2 separate regions of the Homo sapiens genome follow, and region 2 is linked to region 1. The links are chromatin loops, found by intact Hi-C in ENCODE. Cell type or tissue: heart left ventricle. All regions are shown on one strand.

Region 1 (2,500 bases):
CCTGGAGGAATACAGCAGTGGTTTGCCCAGGTTGTCCCCTCTGCCCAGAGAGTTCACCTCTACTTTGTCAACCCAGAAGAATCCTGGCATCCCTTAGGATCTAACTCAAATGTCCCCTCCCCTGGGAAGCCCTCCCTGACTGCATGCAGGAAGCATTCCTCTCTAAGCACACATGACTTTGTATTGTTATTCTCCTGGGAATGCGACGGAACTTTTCCTAGAGATACAGGCCCCAGTGGCCAGGAGACCTCTAGAACAGACTGGAACCCTTGGTAAATGTTTGCTGACCTAAGTATGGTGGAGAATGCTTGAGGCACATCTTCTATCTGTGCTCCAAGAAGGAGAACGACCCCTCACCAAGCCCATTCTCGTGGCCTCCACTTAGGAACTGATGCCTCTCACCGATTCCAATGGGAGCTGTTCTTTCTGAGCCTTTAAGTTCTGCCACTGCTCACCTCCTGAGAGGCCATGTGACAAAGTAGGGGAGGTGGCCTCTGGAGCAAGGGTTCCTCAGGTCCGAATTCTGTTTCCACCACCTACTAGCCATATGGCTCTGGCCAGGTTAGGAGATTGCCAGAGTGCCTACTGGCTATGAGGACTAAAGGAGTTACCATATGCAGGAGCACTTAGATCAGTGGCTGGTGCATCACAAGTGCTCAGTAATGACAACTATTATTATTATTATTGTCTCCCCAAATCACAGAAGCAGACCTCCACACTGTCTCAGGGACTGTCCTGAGTGCATAGGGAGACAATGGGTGTGTGGGGACTGGCCATCCTGCAGCTCTCCACAGTCTCGGCCAGGTCCCATGGGGGAGGGGCGGCCATGGCCGGTGGCTAAGGACAGGCCTATGGAAGGGAGGGCCTGGGGGTGACCTGGCTCCCGGTACCGGATCCCATGCACTCATAAGCCTCTCCAGAACTCCCGAGTGAGGGCCTCCTAGAGCTCAGGCCTGCCTTTCTGTTTTTGGCTTCTTGGCCTTTACTGCGTCCTTGGGGACAGGCTACTATTTTAGGTAGCAGTCAAAATAAAACTGAGATTAACCCAGAATTCTTGGCAGTCAAACAATACCATAATTATGTGCTTTTTAACTTCAGAAATCAGATAGCCACAGCTGACCCGCCACGGTCCATGGGGTGCCCTGGGGATACTAAGGCCTCCATCCTGCGCTGGGTCACCTCTGCACACTCTAAGCCGCAGGCAGCCACTAGAGGACTGTGGGGCTCTGAGGGACGCTATTTCTCCTCCTGGGAGCCATTGTCTGAACAACAATACAACTTGCTTTCACACGAGACGTTGCCAGGTTGGAAGGGTGACTTATTACTTTCTATATCATAAATCCTCTTGCCTAAGTCCCAGTCCCAGGGACTGGTGGGCTGTGAGGGAACAGAGGAGGCTTGTGTTCCGGGCTGGGCTCTCAGGGCAGGAAATCACCCGGAGGAATATGTTTGTGCTTTGATTGCTGACAAGGGCCGCAGACCCTCTAGTCAGGCGAACAGGCCCCTTCCTCTTTGCAGGAGCCAAGGGGGAGGGGAGGGAATTAGTCACACACAAGAGCGACAGGATTAGGCCCCTGAGAGTAAAATCCTTCACTCTAACCCAGAAAGAGGAAAAAAGAATGGGAGATTCAAATAGATGGGGGTTGAGATGATGTCAGTAAAGGTCACCGCCTGAAGAACAAAGAAGCAGCCGTGATTAGAGGCTTGGGCAGACCTCTAAGCTCTCAGGCAAGACCTCAAAATGCCTGGAAGAAAGAAAGGAACCAATAGACCCCAGCTCCAGAGGCAGTCCCAGAGGTGTAGCTGGAAAAAAACAATTTTCCCTGAAACACTGACTTGGCCCCAGGAATAAGGTCCTTCTGGAAACCTGATGCTCCTAGCAGGGGTACACATCTTAGCAAGGAAAGTGGTTTGCAGGGAGATTTGAAATAGAAACACACACTCCAGTGTCCTCTGGCCGAGCTGCCCTGTTGGCATGGAGGCAAACAGATACCCTGCATGGTGACAGGCTTGCATTCCTTTAGGGAAAGGCCATCTGGGCGTGGACACCCAGCATTCAAAGGAGCGATGTGCTGGAATGGTCTGGCTGCTCCCTCCACACCACGATGGAAGCTGCTTTTGCTGATGACTGTAGCTGCGCACTGTGCCCCTCTCAACCTTCAGCATCCTCCATTGACTCCTCGCTCCAGGGTCCTCAGGCCCAGTCTTTTCCACCAGCTCCCTGGGAGAGTCTCCTGGGAAGAGCACATTTCTTTAAGGATGGATTCTGACTTTCCACTTGGTTTTAGTTTGTTTGATTTCCACCCCCTCAATGCCTTTATTAAATGTCTTTCTCTGCCACAGGAGCCTCAGGAACAACAAGACTTGGGAGGTTGTTCTTGAGGACTGAATGATCCTGAGACATGAACCTTGTCTCAGAGACAGGACCTTGAATTTGATCTAGGAGGCAGGCAAAGGAAAAAGAGGCTGTGATAACCACTGAAGGAGGCCAGGAGTTTTA
Region 2 (2,500 bases), 280 kb before region 1:
GAGGTGGGTTTGGATTACAAAGGGTCATAAGGGCATTTTTGGGAGTGATGGATATGTTCATTATCTTGATTTTTGTGATGGTTTCATGAGTACATACATATATCCCTTTATAAATGTGCAGTTTATTGTATGTCAGTTGTACCTCCGTAAATGTGTTAATACAAACAAAAACAATTGATTCCATTTGGATTAAAGATAATAAAAGGGGTTGGAGCATTTTGCTGGAGGATGAAACTATATTCATCTTGGTTACTTCATAAGCAAACTGGATTTGGTGGGGGCAGGATGCTTAAACAAATATAAGCAAAGCTTCCTCTTTTCTGTTTTTTCTTCATTTTTTTTTGGCTTTCCATAGATGTTGCTGAAACACACCAAGAAGTTGCTAGCTGTCTTAAAGGTCCTTTTAGGGGACTCTGCTTTAAAAATATTTGCTTAAAAAATATCTAATTAACAGTTGAGGCTCAGAAGTGATTATTTTCAACTTAATAATTTTTTAACTTTCTCTCCCTCTCCCTTTTTGTTTTTGTTTGAGACAAGGTCTCTCTCTGTTCCCCAGGCTAGAGTTCAGTGGCGCGGTCACGGTTCACTGCAAGCTCTGCCTCTGAGGCTCCGGCGATTCTCCCACCTCAGCCTCCCAAGTAGCTGGGACTACAGGTGAGCACCACCATACCTGGCTAATTTTTGTATTTTGTTTTTAGAGATGGGGTCTCACCATGTTGCCCAGTCTGGTCTCAAACTTCTGAGCTCAAGTAATCTGTTGGTCTCGGCCTCCCAAAGTGCTGGTATTACAAGCGTAGGCCACCATGCCCAGCCAACTTTCTCTTTTGGTTGTACATATTGTGCTACTGCCTAATATTTTCTGTACTAAGTGGGCTGTAATCTGAAAGGACTATAATGTATGGTCAAAGAAAGAATGAAAATTGCAGTAAGGTCATGAACTTCTTACATGAAGAAATGAAAAATTCTGTTTTATTTCAGATTTAACAATCCTAATTGAATGCATAATATTTGCATGATGTCCTAATATTTACACTGAGTGCAAACAATAAATTCTACTATAAAGCAGTCCTGCAAATTGTAGCCAAAATCAATGTTCTTTTGCTTACTGCAGGGAGACTGGTTCTTTTTACTTCTATATAGTTCAACATTCTTGCCATTAGATGGCAGTCAAAACTAATGCAATGATTAAACTCCTCTTCAAGTTTAATAATGATTTGCATAGGTACAACATGTTATTCAGTGGACATATTTATAAAAAGTTCTGTGAAAATTGAAAGACATTGTCAATGATCTAACATTCCTCTTGGTAACCAGGCATTTTCCAAGGTAAATAGGTATCCCAAAGAGATCAGGTCTTTTTTTAAAATATGCTTTCTGAAAATTTGGAGTATAACATATGTACAGTAAAATGCAGAAAGCAACGTCAGTTCGAGGCATCACCACAAAGTGAAAACACCTATATAAGCATCACCTAGATAAAATGAAAGAACGTTACCAGCATCTCGGAAGACTCCCTTGTGCTGTCTCCCAATCATTACCTTCTCCCTTCTCCCCAGAGGTAACCATTATCCTGACTTCTGACATTATAATTTAGGTTTTCCTATTTTAAGAAAGTTTATAAGTGTTATTATATATTCTTTATGTCTGGCTTCTTTCACTCAATATTTTTGTTATTTTTGCTTGTAGGTATATTTCATTCTTTTCCCTTGTGGTTAACAAATTTTATTATATGAATATACCACTATTTATCCATTCTACTATTGGAAATTTGGGTTGTTTCCAGTATTTAGCTATTATAAATAATTTTCTGTGATGAACATCCTTGCATGTGCCTTTGGTGCACATAAGAATGTATGGCGTTTGAGTATATACCCAGGAGTAGAATTTTTGGATTGCATGGTATGCAATATTGCCAAATAGTTTTTCAAATTTGTATCAATTTACACTTCCACCAGCAGTGTGTGAGAATTTCTATCATTCCACATCTTTACTAACACTTGGTGTTGTCGATCTTTTAAATCTCAGCCATTCTGGTAGACAGGTAGCGATATTTCAGTAGGGTTTTAATGTGCATTTTCCTCATACCTAATAAGGTTAAACACTTTTTGAATATATTTTCTTACGTTAAGTGTTGATTCATGTATTTTGCCAATTTCCCACCATGTGGTCTATCTTACTGTTTTGTAGGAACTCTTTATATATTCCCCAGATATGAGCCCTTTGTTTGGTATATCTATTACTAATACATTTTCCCATTCTGGGTTTGTCTTTTCATTCTCTTAAAAGCACTTTTTGGTAAATTTTAATTTACTCATTTTATCAATTTTTTCCTTTATGGTTAGTTCGTGCTTTTTGTACTTTGTTTTAAAAACCTCTGCCTATACCAGAGTTGTGAAGATAGTCTCATATGACATGTTCTAGAAACTTCACTGTATTAACTGTGAAACTCTGTATTTTCACAAAATTCAACTCCAGGTAGATTTTAGATCAAACTGTGAAA

The links. A loop is a pair of places that touch in the nucleus more often than their neighbours do. Peaks named below come from ENCODE experiments on the same cell type or tissue, not always from the same donor. Only the 100,000 strongest peaks of a DNase experiment are listed, where the experiment ranks them.
Region 2: a loop joins it to region 1, with 2.8 times the contacts of the local background. A loop is called at or near these places in 2 of 110 quality-filtered maps.

The regions. Positions count from the first base shown.
Region 1 is chr1:93,721,306-93,723,805 of GRCh38, forward strand. It overlaps a transcript of BCAR3 not described here. Among named protein-coding and RNA genes, the nearest start is that of BCAR3, 41 kb to the left of the region's middle. In heart left ventricle, a CTCF peak has its summit at 1,200 (motif pointing right); DNase peaks (open chromatin) are centred at 836 and 1,146; H3K27ac peaks cover 2,156 bases.
Region 2 is chr1:93,437,001-93,439,500 of GRCh38, forward strand. No RefSeq gene overlaps it. Among named protein-coding and RNA genes, the nearest start is that of FNBP1L, 9.9 kb to the right of the region's middle. In heart left ventricle, a CTCF peak has its summit at 1,163 (motif pointing right); no DNase peak of the experiment used is centred here.